2 separate regions of the Homo sapiens genome follow, and region 2 is linked to region 1. Evidence: read pairs that join two places in POLR2A ChIA-PET (ENCODE). Cell type or tissue: PC-9. All regions are shown on one strand.

What was found. Peaks named below come from ENCODE experiments on the same cell type or tissue, not always from the same donor. Only the 100,000 strongest peaks of a DNase experiment are listed, where the experiment ranks them.
Region 2: POLR2A ChIA-PET joins it to region 1 with 6 read pairs; 2 of 35 experiments call an interaction of 5 or more read pairs at or near these places.

The regions. Positions count from the first base shown.
Region 1 is chr5:1,330,961-1,334,960 of GRCh38, reverse strand. CLPTM1L (CLPTM1 like) reads left to right here. Exons shown (of 17, transcript NM_030782.5): 7 at 578-672; 8 at 3,078-3,162. Among named protein-coding and RNA genes, the nearest start is that of CLPTM1L, 12 kb to the left of the region's middle. In PC-9, no CTCF peak of the experiment used is centred here; a DNase peak (open chromatin) is centred at 2,170.
Region 2 is chr5:965,005-969,004 of GRCh38, reverse strand. No RefSeq gene overlaps it. Among named protein-coding and RNA genes, the nearest start is that of LINC02982, 30 kb to the left of the region's middle. RefSeq lists an enhancer at 3,168-3,669. In PC-9, no CTCF peak of the experiment used is centred here; no DNase peak of the experiment used is centred here; H3K27me3 peaks cover 4,000 bases.

The DNA of each region.
Region 1 (4,000 bases):
TCCTGCTGCAGATCCTTGCACAGACGTTGAATCAGAGGCTAGCAGCGCCTGCCTCACTTCTCTCCTTGGAGATGACCTGGTTGATTGTCTGGAAATTGGCTTTATTAAGAACATAATATGTGAAATGCCATGAGTTTGGTCAAATGAACCTTAACTGTTGATGAGATTTATTTTTATTGTTTGTTTGTTTGTTTGTTTGTTTGTTTTGAGACAGAGTCTCGCTCTGTTGCCCAGGCTGGAGTGCAGTGGCACAATCTCTGGTTACTGCAGCCTCCGCCCCCCGGATTCAAGCGATTCTCGTTCCTCAGTCCCCCCAGTAGCTAGGATTACAGGCGCGTGCCCCCACGCCCAGCTAATTTTTGTATTTTTAGTAGAGATGGAGTTTCACCATGTTTACCAGGCTGGTCTTGAACTCCTGACTTCAAGTGATCTGCCTGCCTGAGATTCCCAAAGTGCTGGGTTTACAGGCATGAGCCACTGCGCCCGGCCTAAATTTTTATATTGAAAACTGTATTTGTAATGTTAGGTAAGATTGACATTGCCTGTTTTATATTGTATGTTTTTTTTTCCTTGACAGGGTTTTCAGAGAAAGATGCTGATGAGGTGAAAGGAATTTTTGTAGATACCAACTTATACTTCCTGGCGCTGACCTTCTTTGTCGCAGCGTTCCATGTGAGTCATCCACCGGGGGGCTTGCCGCAGGCACTTGGGGGGCTCCCTGGGCCCCGGGCCTCCTGCAGGGGTCCTGGACCTGGGGTTTGTGGGCGCCGTCCAGCCCTGTGGCCCTCAAGTGTCCACTCCCATCACTCAGCAGCCAGCACGCCTGACACCAGGCGACCATTGTCCCAGTGGGCGGTTTCTCCCAGTTCTGAAAAGGGAGGGACCATAAAGCTCCGTCCACAGCCTTGGCGACTTGGGCTGTGCTGGCTTTGGGGGCGGTTTTGAAAAGGATCCAGGGTACTCTGAGCAGTGTCCACACCAATGAGATGAATAGGTGCAGGCATCTCACTCTCCCCTGCCCAGGCCCCGACCCCATGCAGAGCCAGGGGCGGAGCTGGGCAGCCTCTAGCAGAAAGTAGTTCTCTTGTATAAATTCTAACACACTGATTTTTAAATGTAAAAAGTCAGTCCTGTGTGTATACAGTAGTTCCCCCTTACCCGATGTGTATACAGTAGTCCCCCCTTATCCTCATCCGGTGTGTATACAGTAGTCCCCCCTTATCCTCATCCGGTGTGTATACAGTAGTCCCCCCTTATCCTCTTGCGGTGTGTCTACAGTAGTCCCCCCTTATCCTCAGCCGGTGTGTATACAGTAGTCCCCCTTATCCTCATCTGGTGTGTATACAATAGTCCCTCATCCTCATCCCGTGTGTATACAGTAGTCTCCCCTTATCCTCATCCGGTGTGTATACAGTAGTCCCCCCTTATCCTCATCTGGTGTGTATACAGTAGTCCCCCCTTATCCTCATCTGGTGTGTATACAATAGTCCCCCCTTATCCTCATCCAATGTGTATACAGTAGTCCCCCCTTATCCTCATCCCGTGTGTGTATACAGTAGTCCCCCCTTATCCTCATCTGGTGTGTATACAGTAGTCCCCCCTTATCCTCATGTGGTGTGTATACAATAGTCCCTCATCCTCATCCCGTGTGTATACAGTAGTCTCCCCTTATCCTCATCTGGTGTGTATACAGTAGTCCCCCCTTATCTGGTGTGTATACAGTAGTCCCCCCTTATCCGGTGTGTCTACAGTAGTCCCCCCTTATCCTCATCCGGTGTGTATACAGTAGTCCCCCCTTATCCTCATCCGGTGTGTATACAGTAGTCCCCCCTTATCCGGTGTGTCTACAGTAGTCCCCCCTTATCCTCATCCGGTGTGTATACAGTAGTCCCCCCTTATCCTCATCCGGTGTGTATACAGTAGTCCCCCCTTATCCGGTGTGTCTACAGTATTCCCCCCTTATCCTCATCCCGTGTGTATACAGTAGTCCCCCCTTGTTCTCATCCAGTGTATATACAGTAGTCCGCCCCTTATCCTCATCTGGTGTTATACAGTAGTCCCTCATCCTCAGGGGGTGTGTTCAAAGACCCTCATTGGATGTCTGAATATGTGTATCAAATAACGTAATGAATGAATATATGTATTATGTAATGGTTTTGATAAAGTTCAATTTATAAGTTAAGCACAGTAAGAGATTACCCACAATAACTGGTAACAGAAACAGGACAGGACAGTGTGATAAAGTTACGTGGGTGTGGTCTCACTCTCAGAATATCTGTCTCATCGCACTGCTCCGTGCTAACCGAAACCATGGACAGTAAACCATGGGTAAAGCAAGGCTGCTGTGCTCTTACTGTTGTTCGTGGAGCTGAGCTGCTAGGGAGAGCCATCCTTGTGGCTGTTAGGCTGGCCTGTGGTTAGGCGGCACCCAGGAGTGCGGCCGGCACTGGTTCTGAGTGCCTGGGAGTTTGGCTGCCAGTCAAGCTAAAACTTTCCAAAGCCGTACTAGAGAATTAAACGATTTTTATTAAAAGGTCAGTGTCTCTAAGGATGAGATCATGCATGGTTAGGTTTTTTTAAGTTTTTTTTGGAGACAGGTCTCAGTACGTTGCCCAGGCTGGTCTCAAACCCCTGGGCTTAGGTGGTCCTTTGGCCTTGGCCTTGCAGTAGCTGGGATCACAGGCATGGGCCACCATGCCCAGCCCTTGCGTTTTTAGCACAGTTGAGAGATGAGGCTGCCCTGAGTGGGCACAACCCGAGAGCAGGGGTGCCCAGCCAGGCCCATGATCCAGGGGAATCCAGAGCCTCCAATTGCCTGGGGGCCTTTCCAGCAGTTCAAGTCAAAGGTACGTATTATTTCAGAAGTGCCCCTGCAAAGCCCGCCTGGGCACTCTAGGTTCTGACATGGCAGGCCAGGCGCGTAGAGGCATGGGTCCCGAGTGTAGACACTTATCCTGATGCATCCTGAGGCTGAGTACACCTGCAGTCTCACGGTCACACACGAAGCCTCTATCTCTGTCTCACAGGAGATGGAAACAGCAGGAGATGTGAGTTGCTGTCGTGTGTGTTCTCTCTAGCTTCTCTTTGATTTCCTGGCCTTTAAAAATGACATCAGTTTCTGGAAGAAGAAGAAGAGCATGATCGGCATGTCCACCAAGGCAGGTAGGCCCCCCGAGCGTGGCCCTGCTCAGATACTCTGCCCCAGGGAGCTCACTGGAGCCTGCGGTAGAGGGCTGCCTGCCTCACTGCTGGCTGCAGACACAGCCCCGGGTGTGTGCTTGGCTCTTGAGAAGCCTCTGAGACCAGGCACCGTAAAGCCCAGGGAGCCGTTGCGGCAATTGTGGTGGGACCATCAGAGGCTGCACGGCTCAGGGCCTCCAGCGGCTGCACAGCTCAGGGCCTGGCTGCGGACTCTGGCGTGCATGGGGTCTGGGTCTGGGCTGTGGAGAGTGAGATGCATGGACCTCTCGAGCCTTCCCGGCTGCTCATGGGCGCTGAGCAGGGCTGGGGCCTCACATCCCCTGTCTTGGTTCCCTCGCCCCGTCCTCCCGCCGGTGTTCCTTCCCCGACCAGCGCAGGCCTGGGCGTGTGGGGCCTGCCAGGTGATGGCAGTTAATAGGCCCGTGGTGCTGTGCCCAGCAGTGACAGGCAGTGTGCAGCTGTTAGGTAGGGCAGTCAGGGACCCCTGAGGCCAGGCAGCCCAGGCAGGAGGCCTGCCAAGATCTGGGACCAGTGTTCCTGGCCAAGGGTGCCTGCCGTGGTTTAAGGGGCCCAAGTGAGTGAGGGGTCCTCCTGACCTTGCAGGGGTGGAGGTTGTCACAGTGGGGTGGGGAGCGGCGGTCTGGACAGGGGCGAGTGGTTGATGGGTGTGAGGACGAGGAGTGGGTGTGTCCTGTTGGTTAGGAGTGAGGAGCATTTGGCTCCAGTATCAGACCCGAACAAGTTGTTTTTCTCGCATGGAAAAGACGCCCAAGCAGGTGGCCCTGGCTGCCTGGGGGCC
Region 2 (4,000 bases), 370 kb after region 1:
TTCTTCTGTCTGGATATTTTCCACTGCCTCATGGTCTGGCTTCCCAGTCTCCTCTTCAATTGTGTCTAATCCGCTGTGAAGCCTGTCTGTTAGGGTTTGTCTTTCTTTTCTTCTTCTTCTTTTTTTTTTTTTTATAGCCTTATGCAGGAACAACTGGCATACAAAAATGATTATATTGAAAGGCTACAATTTGGTAGGTTTTGAAATATAGATATAAACCCATGAAGCCATTATCATAATCAAGATAATGAGAAAAACCTCTCACCCCACAAACCGGGTGTCGAATTTGAGGCTGACTGCCATTCCCCCACTGTGTGGAAGGGACTTTGCGTCTCTGTCCTGCTTCTGCTCTTGGGAAGCCTCCATCGTTCAAATGCCCCTTTGTAGTTAACGTGGCTTAAAGCAATTGTTTTTTGCTTTAAAGATCTCAGTCTTCTGTGTTTTATGGTTTCATTGCAATGTGTCTGGATGTGAGTTTATCTGTCTTGTTCTATTATTGCCAGCCCGTAACATTTGATTTCCTGTTCCCCTGTGAATCCTGTTAACAACCAGTGGAAGCTTTTCATTCTCTCCTCTGTGTGTCTTCATCTCCCATTTGTCCGCACCTCCTTCACTCTCTGTGTGGACATTGTGGGCTATTTTGTAGGGGAAATCTTTCAGCTATGCTGAATCTGTTGCTTTTCCTATTGAAAATCACAGGGAAACTGCTGAAAACCCACAGAGAAAGGGAACTACCCCCTTCAGCCACTCAAAGAAAAAAAGAAATTTCAATAGCTCTACACTTCATTTTTAGAGGCTTTATTTTATTCTTTTAAAACTCTTCGTATTTTTCATGGTGTCCCATGTTTTCCTTTGATTTTGAACCCTTCTTCTACAGTTGATAACTTTAAAGATGGTCACTATAGATTAACTCTGGGGCTCGTGTCTGGGCACAGGCGGCCTCTGGCAGCTCTCACTCCTGGGGCTGGCTTCCCTGGGTGTTTCGTCACTAGGACTGTAGGATCGTCTTTGGGGGAACTCTGACCGTGGGAATCTCAGGAGGCAGGTGGGGGAGTCCCCCTTCAGAGCAGGTGGCCCTGGTTTAGGCAGTCTTGGCTTGTCACCAGCCTGGGACCGTTTCTGTTTGTTTGTCTTTTTACCTGGTAGTTCTGGCATCACAGAAATAATGTAAATATGGATCCCAGACTGGTTGATGAGCAGGTTCATCTATGGTCAATTTATCTCATTTTATCGACAGGTGGGTATTTTTTCGAAGTCTGTTCTTTCTTTCTTGTAAACTTAGAAGTTTGTTTTAAATGTTTGCTTTTGTTTTGCTTTGCGTCGTTCAGCATTTCTCATTGCCTCTGGGTGTCTCTCCGTTTTTCATGTGTCACAGCGATGTACACACAGGAAAACACCAAGAGGCATAGCCCCTGCTGTAAGTTAGATACGTGTTCATTTACATTTAAATTATTTCTTACAAGGAGGAAGTGTCGTACTCAACATCCATCTTTTGAGTATTTTGAATAATTCCTCCTTCATTCATTCCTTTATTTACCCATCAATAAATAATTATTAATAATTATAGGCTAATTTGCTATTCACATTTCTCTTTGCTCAGCGACACCCCAGCAGCAATGAGCACAGTTAGTGCCCTGACCTTGGTCTCTAAAGCTCATTCTCCAGTAAAAAGAGCAGGGTTCCTTGGAGAAATGATGGATTCCAGGGCTGGGGGAAAAACCGGGGCAGCCTGGGGTTATGCTGGAAAGCGAGAAAGTGCTCCCGAAGGATGGGAGGGTCCCAAGGGCCCGCCTGGAAAAGCCCAGTGGCCAGAGCTGGGTAAATTTTAGCAACTAAGTAAATAATGACAGTGTGGGATGATCATCCAAAGCATAAATATGCACAAGTCCACATGAAGGCACACGAGTGATTGAATAAATCAGTGAGGGGAGGGCGGTCCTTCCTTCAGAGGAATTCCAGCAGAGTAGTGAGGAAACAAATCATCTCAGAACACCACAGTAGTAATTGTTGCAGACAAAACCCACCAACCCATGCTAAAATTAGCAGAAAAGACTTTGAGGAGAAATAGGATACTCTTGTAGTCTCAAAGTATCTTCCCTGAGAGGCCAAGGCAGGTAGATCATCTGAGCTCAGGAGTTTGAGAGAAGCTTGGGCAACACGGTGAAATCCTGTCTCTAAAAAAATACAAAAATTACCTGGGCGCAGTGGCACACACCTGTAGTCCCAGCTACTTGGGAGGCTGAGCGAGTGGATTGCTTGAGCCCGGGAGGTAGAGGTTGCCGTGAGCTAAAATTGCACGACCGCACTCCAGCCTGAGGGACAGAGAGAGACCCCATCTCAAAATAAGTAAATACAAATAAATAAATTACAAATGAAGAATAGTAACGTTACAGTGGGGGAAGCCAGCAGATCCCACCAGAACCAGGTGACCAGGGCCAAAACAACCCATAATGAGGCAAAGCATAGGGCCCGTGAGTCACTACTGCGGACGCTGAGCAGGGTATGGGGCTTCTGCCAGTTTCTTGGCACAGACACATAACTTCGATCCAGACATGATAAAATAGCAAACTCAAACTGAGGGCTGTTCTTCAAAACACCCAGCCAGTGCTCTTCCAAGTGGCAAGGCCATGGGAGGCAAGGAAACACGGGGCCTGCCGTGGGCTGGAGCCTACAGCGAGATGACACCTGCGTGCTCATGGAACTCAGTGTTGTTTCTAAAGCAGGAGGTGGATGTTACCAGAAACTGGAGGAATCTGAATCAAGCTACTGTGTAGTTAATTGCCCCGTGTTAATTCTTAGCCTCAATCCTTGTGGTCAAGGTCGGGTATGCAAGGTGCTGACACGGGAGGAAGCTGCCTGAAGGGGGCGGGGACTCCTGGACGATCTTGGCAACTCTTCCATAAGTCTAACGTTATTTCAGAAAAAAAAGTGTAGTGACATAGCTTAACAAAAAATAAGTGTAAAAAAGCTGAAAAGCAACAGTTAATCCTACGTGAGAGACAACGATGGTTGACTTTCTATACTTGGTGTTTCCCCAAGAAAGAAGCCCCTGGATGCCAGGGTCCCTCCCACTCTACACGTCAGCACGAGGCCGCGGTTCGCTCCCATCATCCGGTTCTAGATGTCAGCACGAGGCCGCGGCTCGCACCTGTCATCTGGGAGTTTCTCCCTCCCCTCCTGCCCACAGGACAACTTCTACTTCTCCTTTGGAATTTCTGAACACAGGAGGCCCTTCTCGGAAGCTCAGCTCTGCCTTCGCCCGCCAGGGCTGTTTCTCCCCTCGAGCCTCTGTCTCCACACCTGTGAAACGGGACGATAAGGGCCCCTTCATGGTGCGGAGGGAGGGCTAAGTTCATAAACGCGTGCAAACGAGGTGAGGACTGGCCGGCACGTAGAGACCCCGTGATGGCTGTCGGCCACCAAACAGACATTCTCCGTGCTCTTCATGCTCTTGCTTATGAGGAGAGATGCTGTGAAGATAAGTTTAAAAACGGCCATGCCATGACAGTTCACAAATAATATTATTCCCTCTGCGAATGCCCTTACCTTCTCTGATGACACTTGTTTCCTATCAACATCGATTTCTGTTGGCTTTCATGCCACCCTCTCTGAATGAGAATTGGGAAGACTCCAATGGCTGTTTTTAACCCCATATTTTTCTGTTCTGTAAACTTCTGTTCATTGCCAGGCTTTGTATCTTCCTTCTTTTAAAAGCGAAAGTGTCCTTTCTCTTCTTGTTTGGAACCTAGAATTGTGTATCGATGCATTTTTGGTGATTTCCCAATAACTAGCTGTGATCCTGCTCCACAGAGCCCTAATGCTTGAGCTCAAACTGTCCGAACCCACACTGCACTCCTTGGAGAAAATGAATGCAGCCTGAATTCTGCTGCTGAGAGTGCCTGGCCGTCCTGGTGGTCACTGACTCACTGGGGTCTGGCCGTCCTGGCAGCTCCTCAGGTCACCGGACTCTGGGGAGGCACCGTGCTGGTTCTGCCTGTGC